Regions from separate parts of the Homo sapiens genome. Here region 1 is linked to region 2. Evidence: chromatin loops called from intact Hi-C (ENCODE). Cell type or tissue: MCF 10A. All regions are shown on one strand.

Region 1 (8,000 bases), 760 kb before region 2:
ATGCCATATGAGGATTTGGATTCTCCTGTAATATCAGACATAGGTAAAATTACTCCAAGTTAAAATAACAATGGCAGATCACCAGGAAGGGAGTGGGAGCTTACAGGGACACGAGCTGGGTAGTTATACATACATTCATATATACGCCATAAAACATGAAGTACCAAAATCTTACTTCTTCTTACATGCTCTATCAGCAGCATCTGATACAGCTTGGCATCTGTCTTCCTCTTCCATGAACACTTTCTTTACTTGGTTTCTAGGTCTTCTTGCTACATCTTTGTCTATTTCTCATCTCCCTAATCCCTTAACAATGTGAATATCTCAGGGCTCAGTCCTTGGGTCTTTTTTCTATTAACATTCATTCCTTGGTGATCACTTCCAGTCTCCTATCTTTAAACCATAAAAATACCAACAATTCACAAGTTTTTTTCTTTAAACAAGTTTTCTCCTAAACCCCATACCCACATGTTTAACTCTCTATACAATATTTTCACTTGGATTTTTTAAAAAATTCTAAACCTATGTCCAGAATGCAGCTCTTAATCTTCACCCACCTCTATCCCTGCTTTCTTCAGTCTTCCTCACATCAGTAAATGGCACATTTATTTTTTCCAATCATTTAGACAAAAAGCTTAGAGTTATCTTTAATGCCATTCTCTAACACCCAACTATCCATTCCTCTGCAGATCTTGTGGACTTGACCTTTAAAATGTTTACAACTTGGCCAGTTTCACAACACTTTGGTTCAAGTCAACACCTCACGTTACAGCAATACAACAGTCTCCTAGTCTCCCTGCTTCCACCTGTACTCCTTCATTCAACACTGCAGACTATGTGATCTAGTTAAGAGTATGTCAGTTCATCACATAACCGTTCTGTTCATTCCAATGGCTTGTCATCTCACTCACAATAAAACCCAAAGTTCTTAAAACAACTTACAACACCCTACAAGATCTGGCCTTTCTATATGATGTGTCCTGCCATGATTTCTTTCATTTTTTTCTGCTCTAGACACACAGAACTTCTTGTTCCTGACTCAAAGCCTTTGCACTTAACTGTTCTCTCTGCCTGGAATGCCTGTGCCCCATGAATCTGTACAGCATCCTCCTTCCTTTCTTGCATTTCTTAGCTCAAAAGCCACCTTTCCCAATCACCTTATCTTAAATTATACTCTCTTCCCCAACACACTCCCTATCCCTGTTATATTTTTCTCTATATCACTTATCACTCTCTCACATACTTTACATTTTATTTAACTTGTTTATTGTCTATCCTTCTCTCCATAAAATAAAGCTCCATGAGAGTAGACGTATACCTACTGCATCTAGAAACTGCCTGGCACACAGCAGGCACTCTAAAGCTCTTCCCACTGCATCTTAATGAGGGGGACACAATGCTGAACACACATAAGGATTGCAAGAATTGAATTAAATGTGTCAGCTAATATTTTTGTAGACTCTTTGGGTTGGCATGAACTTTTTAGTCATCTAGTTAAGCAGGATTAGATCTCAAACACTCCAGGTAGAATGGAATCCATTCTTTCATAAAGTTCTCTAGGGAAGGCTGCTTTACAACTATTCTTGACCAATTCTAACACTTATTCTTTGCGACCAGAAAATTCCTTATTCCCACTGAACTTATGTTATTCATGCTGTAGATTAAACTCAATACTATCCCATATATCCTATTTTTTTTTTTTTTTAGACGCAGTCTTGCTCTGTCGCCCAGGCTGGAGGGCAGTGGCGTGATCTCGGCTCACTGCAAGCTCCACCTCCCGGGTTCACACCATTCTCCTGCCTCAGTCTCCCGAGGAGCTGGGACAACAGGGCCCACCACCACGCCCGGCTAATTTTTTGTATTTTTAGTAGAGACAGGGTTTCACTGTGTTAGCCAGGACGGTCTTGATTTCCTGACCTCGTGATCCACCCGCCTCAGCCTCCCATACATCCTCTTGACACTTAAAATGGCCAACTGCCATCACTTCTTAGGGCTGCTCCCCACAATTCTTTTTGGTTATATGGCCCAGACCTAGATAAAGAAAATGTTGGGCTAAGGCAGATGATATAGCTAGTATGCCTCAGCAATATAATAGAAACACACTGCTTCCTCCCACTGCCGTAAGTGTCAAAACACATGGGTTCCAGTTCTTGCTCTAGTCCTTATTATGTGATGCAGGGAAAACAACTTTGCCTAAGTTATATAATTAAGCTTATCTTATATAAGGCTCCTCAGAAGGTGAAATCAGATTTAAAATCTGTTCTTGCCAAAGCAGCTCTCATACATGCTCTGTATTTCCCCCCATATCTAGCAAAGACAGGGAAAAATAAGTAAGTAAATCCTTAGTCCAACTCTTAGTAATCACTCTTTCTAAACCAAATGTTGAAAAAGTGTTTTACAATTCTGTCTGGACTTAACACCAATGTCACTGGCCTGTAGTGTCTAAAACTGCCCTTTTCAAAAAGTAGTGTTTTTGTTCTTCTCTGTTCTTTAGGCATGACTCTTACTCATATACTGTCTTCCCAAAAATAATAAATATCAATTCTCTAAAACATATTGGGTAGGTATCTTTTTTTTCAGGCTGGCCAGGTAATTCATATGGATCTTGAGGTCTGAATTATTTAAAGTATATTCATTACTTTGGTTTCTATCTATATTTTCTTTATAATAAAAATTAAAACTCTAAATATATTTCCCATGAAGTAAATATTTATAATAAAATTTAAAACTTGGAAAAATAAAAGTAGAAATAATCTTAGTAACACCAGTATTTTTTCTAGTTATATATATATATTTTTCTCTATTGTTATATTATCTGTCTTCTGTCTTTTTCCAAAAATGACTTGGGGTGGTTTAGAAAAAGCAGGATGCATTGGCCAGGCACAGTGTCTTATGCTTATGTAATCTCAGCACTTTGGGAGTTCGGAGTGGGCAGATCACTTTAGTCCAGGAGTTCAAGACCAGTCTGGGCAACATAGTGAGACCCCATTTCTACAAAAAAATAAAAAATTAGCCAGGCATGGTGGTGCCTGCCCATGGTCCCAGCTACTCAGGGGACTGAGGGAGGAGGATAGTTTAAGCCTGGGAGATGGAGGCTGTGGTGAGCTGTGATTGCACCACCACACTCCAGCCTGGGTGACAGAGTGAGACCTTGTCTCAAGAAAGGAAAAAGAAAAAGAAAAAGAAGGATGCACATATCACTTCTAGTCAAAATCTCTAAAGAGTTGGTCCTATAATTTGGTAAGTTCATCCTAAACTTCATAGGGACATACAAAGACCAAAAATAGTCAAGGAAATTCTGAAGAAGAGTTAAGTGGGAGAGTTAAGATTTCCAGATATCAAAACTTACATAAACCTTTAATAATTAATACAGTACAACAACTGTTATTAGTGAAGGGTTAAAAGGATGAATGGAATAGAATAGAGAGCCCCAAAACAGGACTATGTGAGAAAATATGATAGAGATAGGTGGCATGACAATTCAGGGGGAAAGGTTAGACAATTCAATGAGAGGTAGTATAACAAAGTATTTTTAGTTCATGATCTCTGATTTCAGAACGCCTCGTTTCAAACTCTAGCTTGGCCACTTACTAGTAGTGTGACCTGGTGCAGTGTCAATTCACTTACCCCATGTGTTGTAGTTTTCACATCTGTAAGGAAGATAATAATATAGTACCTACTTCATAAGGTTCTTATGAGTATTGAACGAGCTGTTACAGTAAAGCTGTTAGAACACACAAACACACACACACACACCACCCCAGAATGAATCTAAAGGCTGTTTTCCAAAAATTTTGGCTACATTCATTTAAAAAATATGTATTCTCTTATTCTCTGCATATTCTATGGCATGGTACCATGCTTCTATAACTAAAGCCATCTCTTTCTCCCAAGATTTCCAACACATTACCAACTACTTACATTTTAGTAATTATAGTAGTAGTATCCAATATGTTTTTTGTTTGTTTGTTTGTTTTTGAGACAGAGTTTCACTTTGTTGTCCAGGCTGGGGTGCAGTGGCGCGATCTCTGCTCGCTGCAACCTCTGCCTCCCGGGTTCAAGTGATTCTTCTGCCTCAGCCTCCCAAGTAGCTGGGATTACAGGTGTGCACCACCACGCCTGGCTAATTCTTTTGTATTTTTAGTAGAGACGGGGTTTCACTATGTTGTTCAGGCTGGTCTCAAACTTCTGACCTCGTGATCCACCAGCCTCAGCCTCCCAAAGCGCTGGGATTACAGGCGTAAGCCACCACGCCCAGCCCTCCAATAAGTTTTAAATAGAGTCTTCCCAGAAGCAATTAGAAATATTGTAAACCAAATCCATACACAATTTAGAATTACAAGCATTAATTTACAAGCTTGTAAAAAAGATCATGTTAAAACAAAGTTCAAAGTTGAATATCTGTAGTTATATAGATATTCTACACCAAAATGCAGATTAGGGATTTTGTTAAATTATGATATATTTAGCTGTGTTTAGAAGATTCGAAAAAGACTTATGCCCCAGAATACAGTAATATTTGGTTTTCTGGCTCCTGAGTCTGTATACTGCTGCCCTCTAACGGGCAGCATGATAAATGTAAAGGACCACATTTGCTACCTTGAACCTAACTTGGTCGCGAAATGACTTTTGAGAAGACAATAGCAATGAGAGGAAGTTTAGGGTAGGGCTCACTGTATTCTGCATATACTTAAAAACATCTGCTTTTACTTGTAACACAAGATGTGTTTGGACTGGTCCCTTGAACGTCACCAAGCTCATTAAAAGCTACAGCCAAATTTTGTGTTGAATCTCCTTGTTGAAATAAGGAAATCCGTTATTTTCCGACAGTACAAAGCAGCAGCCAAATTTTCATCTTTGATTCCAGAGAAATGCAAATATAAAGTAATAAACAAGGGCTAGACAACTAAACACTTACAGTGAACCTGGCAACATTTTTTTCCAAAGTAACCAAAATAAACTACTGAAAAGAGTTTGGCAGAATGCACTGTCTTTTACATTTTGAATTTGGATAATGATTTTCAAGGAATGGTCTCTATAATCCTGCTTTAAGAGTATACTTTAGTAATTCGAGGTAGAATGATTTTTCTCAGACATGAAAAAGTGACATATACACACATCATCTGGTCTGCAGCACCCCTCCCCCCTGCAGCACGCCCAGCTACCCCCAGCTTTGGTAGGCTAAGTGAGAATATGCCTAGGGGTTACAGAATACAAGGCTTGAAACTAATTTCAAATAAAAGCAAAGCAAGGCACAACAAAAGCCCCAAACCCCAATGGAAATTCAAAGTAGGCAACAGCCACCTTGGGAAAAAGAAAATTTTTCCTATGTATTGGTCTCAGCACTGAAAGACAAATCAATATGATATTGTTAGAGCTTATCAAGTTTCCCAGATTAATTCAAGTATTTGAAATTATTTAACGTGCACAAATTATACTTAGAGCTATGTGGGATAGCAAGTGACACAAATTTTTTTTCTAATACAGTTGATGGCAATACTGTCACTGGAGTAAATTGTTAAACATTGTCAAAACGTAACTGGACTCTTTAGAGTTGCCTGGTAGTGTACATGACATTGATGGAATGACTCATCCTCAATTTTCCAACTTCATAGGACTTTCAAGGATCACATCCTTGTGAGATGACTGAGACATTCAACTGAATGTCTTATCCTTAATACAAGTAGATGACTTTAATATTTGATATGCTGGTTGCCCTAATTCAGGGTTTCTCAACCTATGCACTAATTGACATTTGGGCTTGATAATTATTTGCGATAAAGAGTAGGTGTCTTGTGTATTGTAAGATGTTTAGAAGTATCTTTGGCCTTTATCCACTAGATGACAGTAGCACAGTCCCTCCAACTGTGACCACCAAAAATGTCTCCAGACCAATTTCATGAAGTAGGGTGGGAGGGTTGCTCCTGTTGAGAACCACTGCTCTAATTCATGACTCCAGATAGAGATTTCCTATTCTAAGACAAGTACTCTTGTCACAAGTACGAAGGCAACATACAGTGACCAGCTAACAGTCCTATACTCTCACTCACCTGCTGAAATACAAATTAGAATCACAATGAGATACCACCACATACCTGTTGGAAAGGCTAAAACAAGACACCCCCAACACCGCCCAAAAAAAAAAAAAAAAGAAAAGAAAGAAACCAGCCGGGTGCAGTAGCTCATGCCTATAATCCCAGCACTTTGCGAGGCCGAGGCGGGTGGCTCACGGGAGTTCGAGACCAGCCTGATCAACATGGAGAAACCCCGCCTCTACTAAAAATATAAAATTAGCCAGGTGTGGTGGTGTATGCCTATAATCCCAGCTACTTGGGAGGCTGAGGCAGGAGAATCGCTTGAACCCAGGAGGCAGAGGTTGTGATGAGTCAAGATTGTGCCATGGCACTCCAGCCTGGGCAACAACAGCGAAACTTTGACTCAAAAAAAAAAAAAAAAAAAAAAAAAAAAGAAAAAAAGAAACCAACTGACAATACCAAGTGTTAGTAAAGATGTGGCACAAATGGAATGCTAATATACTGCTGGTGAAAATGCAAAATAACGTAGACACTTGAGAAAACAGTTTGGCAGTTTCCTATACAGTTAAATATTGTATTACCATATATTCCAGCCTCCCACTCCTAGGTATTCATACAAGAGAAATGAAAACTTATATTTATACAAAAACTTATGCAAATGTTTGGGGTGGTTTTATTCATTATTGCTAAAATTGTCTTTCAGTTGGTCAACAGGTAAATAAAACTTTAGTCCATCCATAAAGTGGATTACCACTCAGAAAAAGGAATAAACAACTGTATGAAGCAACATGATTGAATCTGAAATGCACTGTGCTAAGTGAATGAAGCTAAACTCAAAAAACTACATAATGCCATTATGGAAAAGGCAAAACTATACAGACAAAAAAATTGATCAGTGGTTGCCAAGTGTTTGAGGTGGTGGGAAGATGTGACTATAAAGGAGAATTAAGGAACTTTGGGGGAGTGATAGAAATACTCTACCTACTTATTGTGATGCTAGTGGTTGTATGACTTCATGCATTTGTCAAAACTCGTAACTGTAGATTAAAAAGTATACATTTTACTGTATATAAAAATTAGATCATGATAAACCTGACTTATAAGTGAACAAAGAAATCAGATAGGACGGGAGGGGGGTTCAATTTGAAGCCTATGCTTTGCGGGCAGGGCTTCATTTCATCATCATTATCTATATAAGTCGTTTATGTCTATGTCTTGACTCTCTAAAGGTAATCACAATATTTTACTTCCTTCCTATAATTAAAAAATTCCTTTATTCACAGTTGGCAAACAGTATAAATATCATCAGTGTAGATGACATGTAGTGAAATTAACCTGGTAGTGAAATTAACATTTTGCGGAAATGTAAAGGGCGTAGATTTTATTTGATTTGGACTAGTTATTTCTTGTATTTGAGTTTTGTTCTCCCATTAGGATTCTATTTGGTTCAATGCTGGGCAATGAAATATCCATAAGGCACAATTATAAATCTCATATTCTTCTTCTTCTTCTTCTTCTTTTTTTTTTTTTTTTTTTGAGACGAAGTCTTGTCTTGCTGCCCAGGCTGGAGTGCAATGACGTGATCTCGGCTCACTGCAACCTTTGCCTCCCAGGTTCAAGCGATTCTCCTGCCTCAGCCTCCCGAGTAGCTGGGATTACAGGCACATGCCACCACACCTGGCTAATTTTTTGTATCTTTAGTAGAGATGTGTTTCACCATGTTGGGCAGGCTGGTCTCCAACTCCTGACCTCATGATCTGCCCGCCTCGGTCTTCCAAAGTGCTGGGATTACAGGCGTGAGCCACTGCGCCTGGCCCAGATATCTGATATTATTTTACACAGAATTTTAAGTTCTTTAATATTTCCTTTAACTTTTTCTAAAACTGTCAGACAAAGCCAGGTATGGTGGTAAGTGTCTGTAGTCCCAGCTACTTGGGAGCGTGAGGTGGGAGGATCGCTTGAGCC
Region 2 (8,000 bases):
GGTACCACCCAGATTGATAAACTGGCTCATCCAGTCATGTGGCCCCTACCCAGGAACTGACTCAGTGCAAGAGGACAGCTTCAACTCCCTATGACTTCATATCCCACCTGACCAATCAGCACTCCCCACTTCCCGACACCCTACTCGGCAAATTATCATTAAGAACCCCAATCCTCGAGTTTTCAGGGAGACAGCTTTGAGTAATAATAAAACTCTGGTCTCCCACACAGCTGACTCTGTGTGAATTAAACTCTTTCTCTATTGCAATTTCCCTGTCTTGATAAATTGGCTCTGTCTAGGCAGCAGGCAAGGAGAACCCAATAGGCAGTTACAGTCACATCTTGGTGTGTCCCCTCATGTGTGTGTGTGTGTGTGTGTGTGTGTGTGTGTGTGTACTGTACAGAGTGAGTTGCTTCTAACATAATAGGACTAAAGTGATGGGGTGTCACTTCTGAGATTAGGCTATAAAGGACTATGACTTTCATCTTCCTTGCATCTTCTCTCTCTCTCTCTCTTTCTCTCTCTCTCTCTCCCTGCTAGCTAGGGAGTCAAGGGGGGGTACCCAGGACACAGAATTGAAGAAGACACTCCTTCTCTGGCCCATGCAAGTGCAGGGTCAGCACCTGAGAGTGAGTGTCTCTTCAAATGCTGTGCCCCGAGTGCCTTGCCTGCCTCACCTTCCTTCTAGCCAGCTCCCAGGGCAGACCTGACCTGCACCCCTATCCCAGCCTTGACAATCTCTGAACAGGTCCTGGCCAAGCATGGTGATCAGATTTCCTACCTCCTCCAGCTTGATTTCTGGGCCAGATGTCAGAGATAGGGGGCACCCGGATCTCTGAGAACCAGCTCTTCTGTGCCAGGCTTCCTGGCACCGAAAAACCAAATATATTTCAATCCCTCTGTCCTCATGTCTCCATGATGGATACTGGTCTTTTGTATAGTCAGCAGGTCCTTCTCCTTTCATACCAATAGACAATGACAGAGGTAGTCCGAGTCGAAGCCCACCGCACTTCCCACCAGCTTGCTCCCAAGCGCCAAAAACAGAAAAAAGCACTGTGCATGAGCTGCTTTCCCGTGCCCTCTCAGTATGGCGTAGTATATGAGCATGGCAACGTTTACCAGGAGGGGATTTTAGAATGCCTCCGAATCTTCCAAGCACTATGTATTTTAATGTGTATGATGACAGCTATCATTTGAGGGATGCTAGGCACTATGCTAAGTGCTTTACTTGTGGTTTTTGGTTTGATTTCCTCAAAGACCTTAGGAGGTAGGTCTCATTTTTAAGGTCTTAATAGGTTTATTAACCTATTAAGTTAATAGGTTAATAGAAACTCAAGTCTTAATAGGTTTATTAACTTGTGTGAGATCACGGTTAATACACCGTGGCCCTGGGACTTGAATTCAGTCTAGCTGGGCTCTAAGCCTGTGTGCCCAGCACTATGCCACACTGCCTCCCCAGCAGAGTTTGACTTTCCAAGGCCCACTGGGCTTCTCCTTCCTACCATGATCAGAATCCTGGTATAAGAGTTTCTCTGCCAGGTGCAGTGGCTCACGCCTGTAATCCCAGCACTTTGGGAGGCAGAGGTGGGCAGATGACCTGAGCCCAGGAGTTCCAGACCAGCCTGGCCAACATGGCAAAACCCCATCTCTACTAAATACAAAATTAGCTGGGTGGCGGCTTGCACCTGTAGTCTCAGCTACTCGGGAGGCTGAAGCACAAGAATCACCTGAACCCCAGAGGTGGAGGTTGCAGTGAGCCAAGATCGTGCCACTGCACTCCAGCCTGGGCAACACAGTGAGACTCTGTCTCAGAAAAAAAAGAGTTTCTCTATTCTCCCCATCCCCCCTCTGTCACTCCCATGAAAGTTTAACTAAACATGAGAAGTTAAGTAAACATACAAATAAAACTTGCCTTCTACCTCTTTAACATGTCCCTTCCCGAGAAGCCCACCTAGACCAAATCACAGGCAGGAGGCCGCTATGGGGGTGGCAAATGGCATTCTGTTCTGGAAGGGCAACCACAAACTTTAGAGCCAAGAAGCCCTGGCTTGGAAGCCCAGTTCCACCCCTTTGTAGCTGAGTGGGTGATTCTGTCTCTGAGCCTCATTCATAATCTGTAAAATGGGGAAAGCAATGCTCACTTTTTAGGGTGCTTAATTCACTCATTAAATGAATACATTTAAATATATATAATATATACTGATATAATTGAATATATTATATATATAAATAATAATCCTGTGCCCTGAGAGCCACCATGTCAGCCTAGGTTTCCTGCTCTTTGAAATTTCCAAACATTGGCTGGAATCTCATCTTGGCCTCTGCAAGGAACAAGATCTATTTAGAGATTTGTTACAGATTTCAATTGTGTCACTTTCCTTTTTAAGGCAAAGCGGCTACAGTGGGCCATGGTTTTAAATACTATTTTCTTCTTCTCTGTTATATGCATAAGGCTCCAAGAACTGTGTCAGGTGCATGCGGTTACTTTGAGGACCAAGAGGACAAAGGAGGGGGAGGAAGGAGCAGTCCTCCTTAAAGAGGAGGCTGGACCCCTCCTGGGCTTTCCCATAAAAAAGTTCTGGGAGCAGTAGATCCATTCTGAGATTTTCAGGTATAAGAAACAGAAAATGGCCGGGCGCAGTGGCACCCACCTGTAATCCTAGCTATTCAGGAGGCTGAGGTGGGAGGATTGCTTGAGCCCATGAGTTTGAGCCTATAGTGAGCTATGATCATACCACTGCACTCCAGTCTGGGTGACACAGTGAGATGAAAGAAAGGAAGGAAGGAAGGGAGGAAGGGAAAGAAAATCCAACTTGAATGCCTTAAACAACCAAAACAATGTATTGGTTTACAAAATCTAAAGTTTAGAGGTAACGTGGGCTTCTGGCACGGGCTGTTGAGAGCTCCCAGTGTTTTGGGGGCTGCAACTCTGCTTGTCTGAAAGTTTCTCACCTCTGCCTCCCAGTCAGCTTTTTCTAAACCAGCCTTTCCTTGAGGTAGCACAAGGCAGCTGACAGCGTCCAGGGCTCAGCGCTTCCTCACTCATGTCTGGGGGATCAGTGTGGTTGTATGCCCACCCCTAAAACAATCGCAGTGGCCAAGGGAATGCCAAGGGGGCAGGGATTATGTTGATGGGTTTAGGCCAATTGGAACTGACCCCTGAAACTAAGAGTTGGTTTGATCCTAGACTTAAACCACAATAGGATGGGGGAACCTGCAATGGCAACTGCAGATATTCACCCCAAAGACCCTTCTTCAGTGTGGGTGTGGGTGTGGGTGTATTGTGTTGTGTCAGTGTGTATGTGTGATGTGTCAGTGTGTGAGGTGTGTGTTTGTGGGTATGAGAGTGTATTGTACACATGATGTGACTGTGTAAGCATGTATGTTGTGATTGTGCATATAAGTGTGTGTGTATGTTTGTATTAGTTGAGAAGACCATATGCTGGACTAAGTGTGCCTTGCATTATTTTTTAAAATTTTATTTTATTTTATTTTATTTCAATAGTTTTTGGGGTATAGGCGGTTTTTGGTTACATGGATAAGTCCATCAGTGGTGATTTCTGACATTGTATTGCACCCGTCACCCCAGCAATGTACACTGTACCCAATATGTAGTCTTTTATCCCTACTCCCCTCCCAACCTTCCCTCCACCCCCACCAGTCCCCATTGTCCATTATATAATTCTTGTTGGGGCCTTCCATTCTGACTCTGCTGCTACCACCTTGCTGGCCCCCAAGGGTCTCCCCCATCCCCCAACCCTCGCCCCCGTTTATGAGCAAAATCCCTTTTCCCCTAAGCATAGATGATAGGGTGGAAATTTTAACAACTTTCCTAACGAAAAAGGAGAAGAGAAAGGAAATCCATTCAGAGAGCATAAGAAACCTAGAAAATCATTTCTGACAATGTATGTCCCTGAACCAATTATGACCTCCTATTTCCCCCACTCAGCTGTCTCAGAGCCTTCCCAGCTCCCTGCCTGGCGCTAACTGCTGGAGGCCACCCTAGGACGTTTGTCCCCTAGCAGCCAAGGCCAAAAATCTCATTTGCACATTTGTACTCACCATTCCACCTCAGGGCCCTCCGTCACCCCCACCCCCGTCCTCTGTCCTCTCCTCCCGCCTCCTTGGAGAAACTTAGTGACATTTCCAACAAGGGCCCCACGGTAAGAAAGACGGCTTCCTTATACTCTGTGGTGAGGATCAGCACATGTAAACACAAATAGGAACGTTGCCTCAAGCGCTCCATCAGCGCACTCTAGAGTCCTACAAAGGATTAGACAAAACAAGGTCATCTCCCCGAGTCCCAGCCCAGTGCCTGGCCGCCCACCCCTTGCTCCGCCCAGGGCCTGCTCCCTCCGGTGATCCCAGTCCAGTGCAGCCCTCTGCTGCCCTCTGCTGGGCCCTTGCCTACACAGCCCCGGGGCTCACCAGCCACCAAGAACACCGGGGGCTCTTGGCCAACCTTTTCATGTTCCTCTGTGATCTGGAGGCTGGAACAGGTTCACCAATACTTTCACCCACCCATCACTTCTCAGTGTGCTGGAACCTGTGAACGGTTTCCTAGTCGTTCAGAGTCTCATGTCCTCGATTTTTTTTTAAAGCAAAACAGAGGTTATAATCCCTACCTCACAGGACCAGGGTGAAGATTAAAAGGGCTTATTCATTCATTTATGAGTCATATGTTTATTGCACCTCTACTATTTGCTAGGCACTGGGTTGGTACTAAGGATACAAAAAGAAACTATCCTTGCCCAAATGGCGCTCACTGTTCTGTATACACAAATACACAGTTGTGAATCATGATAAAGGAACTCAGTAAGATGCTGGGATAGACTAAGACAAGGGGAAGCTTCAGGGAAGATAAGGAGGCAACTTAAGCATGAACACGAGTCACATCCAAGGGATAAGGGGTTTGGGGTGGGTATTCCAGGGAGAGGCACAAGAAGGCTGTCGTGAAGGTCCCAGAAAAGGTGATAGAGGTAGGGAGTAGCTATAGCTGGAGGTTAGCCAGAGGGGGCAGGGCCTCGATGAGAATGGAAAGGGATTTGGACTCTATTCTAAGTGCTGTGGGAGCCATGGAAGGGTTGAGAAGTGGGGTTGTGAGGCGTTGGCTCACACCTGTTATCCCAGCAGCTTGGTAGGCCGAGGTGGGCAGATCACCTGAGGTCAGGAGTTCGAGACCAGCCTGGCCAATATGGTGAAACCCCCGTCTCCACCAAAAAAATTAAAAAATTAGCTGGGCATGGTGGCATGTGCCTGTAGTCCCAGCTACTCAGGAGGCTGAGGCAGGAGAATTGCTTGAACCCAGGATGGGGAGGTTGCAGTAAGCCAAGATCACTTCACATCACTGAGTGACAGAGGGAGACTCCGTCTCAAAAAAAAAAAAAAAAAAAAAAAGGCCCGGCATGGTAACTCACACCTGTAATCCCAGCACTTTGGGAGGCCAAGTCAGGCAGATCATGAGGTCAGGAGTTTGAGATAAGCCTAGCCAACATAGTGAAACCCCGACTCTACTAAAAATATAAAAAATTAGCCAGGCGTGGTGGCAGACACCTGTAATTCCAGCTACTCAGGAGGCTGAAGCAGGAGAATCGCTAGAACCCGGGAGGTGGAGGTTGCAGTGAGCAGAGATCATGCCATTGCACTCCAGCCTGAGTGACAGTGTGAGACTCAATCTCAAAAAAATAAAAATAAAAATTTAAAAAAAGAAGAAGTGGGATTTGGAGATCATGCCCTCCAGCTCTCCGTACCACACCAGCTCACCAGTGTCCTGCAGACTTCTTCACCTCCACCCATCTCGAAATGCTGATGCTCCTCTGGGCCTGGTCCTGGGCCCTCTTTTCTTCTCTCTCCACACTCTACTTCTCCTCCATCATCTCCTGCATTCCTGTGATTTTGAATAACATTCCTATTTGGATTGGTGTCTCCACCTAGACCCCTCCTTCTGGCTCCAGATCCACACATATCAAAGAACCACCTGCCCACTCTCAGCTTTTGGATTTCCCAGATCTGTCAAACTTAGTGTCTCAACCCTGATTTAATCCTGGCTCTGTCACTCCCAAACCTGCCTTCCCCATCTCAGCAAATGTATCACTTGCTCACTTGCTGAGACTTTATAATATAGATAAGCCCAAATATTTACACATTTACGCACACACACACGTTTTTTTGTGGAGACAAGGTCTTGCTAAGTTGTCCAGGCTGTTCTCAAACTCCTCAGCTCAGATCATCCTCCTGCCTCTGCCTCCCAGAGTGCTAGGATTGTGGGTGTGACCCACTGCATCCAGCCGATGATATTTTTTAAAGTTCCACATCTGTCCCCTCCACCTCCACATAACAGCCAGAGTGACGATGTCATCCTCTGGGAAATTGGAGTATGTCAGTTTCCTACTTCAAATTCATTAACTGCTTCCCTTTGTGCTTAGGACAAAACCAAGCTCCTTACCATGGTCTACGAAGTCCTACAAAATCTGGCCTAGCTTCCCCATCCCATTTCACATCCTTCTCTCCCTCGTTTAATGTGCTCACCACTGGCCTTTTTTTCGTTTAACCTCCTGTATGCATGCCAAGCTGTTTTCTTCCTCCAGCTCTTGTACATGCAGCTTCCTCTACCTGGAATGCTCCTGCCTCATCTCTGTAAAGCTGGTTACTTCCTACTCTTCAAACGTCAGCCTACCTGTCACCTAGTCAACAAGATCTTCTCCATTTGCCCCATCCAAAGTATGTCCACTTCCAGGTCTACCCTGATATCAAAACATATTTTGAAACTCCATTAAGTAAACCAATTTGATATAAGAGAAGAAATCAGTGGAACCAAAGAAAAATCAGAAGTAGACTCAAATGTACAGGGAATTTAGTGTAAAGTAAAGGTGAGATTTCTAATTACCTGGGAAAAGAGAGATTAGTAAACAAATGGTGATAGTACAGCTGGTCAGTACCTGTTAAGATGACAAGGGCGAGTTCCTCTCTGACTCCTTAGCCTAACAGTGTTAGTGAATCAAATACTTGTAAAAAAAATCATAAAATATCTTAGAATGTGGATCAATTTATTACAAATCTAAGAAAGGTGAGGACTTTGTTTGAAAAGCCCAAAACTCGAAGCAATAAGGCAAAAAATTAATAAGTTTGTCTAAGTAGCAATCTAACTTTGGTACAAAAAAAGAAGGAAAAATAAAACAACTAAATCAAAAGACTCAGTTCAAAAATAAGGAAAACAGTCCCAGCACCTTGGAAGGCCCAGGCAGGTGGATTGCTTGAGCCAGGAGTTTGAGAACAGCCTGTACAACACAGTGAGACCCCCTATCTCTACAAAAACAAAAACAGGGAAAATATTGAAAACATATTTGTAAAAGAGCTTTTTTTCTTAACATAAATAGAACTGACACACATGAATGCAACAACAACAAAAAAGAACAAACTAATAGAAAGTTGTGCAAAGGATAGAAATGGTTTATAGAAAAACAAATTCCAAAGACTGTAAACATATGGAGAGATGCTCTACTTGAGGTATAGTAGAAGAAATGCAAATCAAAATAGTGAGAAAACGTTTTCTTTCCACTTAAACTGGTGAAAGTCTTCCCGAGTGCTGGCAGGAATATGAGGGAAGGAATACCGCCACCCACTTTTAATGAGAGGGTAGTACAACTGATGCGATCTTATTGCACGTTACTTTGACAAAATCTATCAAAATGTAAAAGGCACATATCCTTTCACATAGCAAAGAATTTAGAAATAGTTTATTATAGCTACAAAACTGAGCCATATATATGTACAGGAATCTTCATGGCAGAATTTTTATAAAAGCCAAACCCAAAGTGTTCATCAAAAGTACCTAAATGATCCATCATCCATCATCCACATGACACAATACCATACAGTGATTAAAGAGAATAAACTAGGCCAGGCATGGTGGCTCACATCTGTAATCCCAGCACTTTGAGAGGCCAAGGTGGGAAGATTCCTTGAGGCCAGAAGTTCAAGACCAGCCTGGGCAACATAGT

What was found. Peaks named below come from ENCODE experiments on the same cell type or tissue, not always from the same donor. Only the 100,000 strongest peaks of a DNase experiment are listed, where the experiment ranks them.
Region 1: it touches region 2 in a loop (6-fold over the local background); 5 of 110 quality-filtered maps call a loop at or near these places.

The regions. Positions count from the first base shown.
Region 1 is chr11:9,968,521-9,976,520 of GRCh38, forward strand. It overlaps SBF2 (SET binding factor 2), which reads right to left. Exons shown (of 40, transcript NM_030962.4): 14 at 1-25. Among named protein-coding and RNA genes, the nearest start is that of LINC02709, 210 kb to the left of the region's middle. In MCF 10A, a CTCF peak has its summit at 4,556 (motif pointing left); a DNase peak (open chromatin) is centred at 4,581.
Region 2 is chr11:10,731,585-10,739,584 of GRCh38, forward strand. No RefSeq gene overlaps it. Among named protein-coding and RNA genes, the nearest start is that of CTR9, 16 kb to the right of the region's middle. In MCF 10A, a CTCF peak has its summit at 4,393 (motif pointing left); DNase peaks (open chromatin) are centred at 4,317 and 4,687.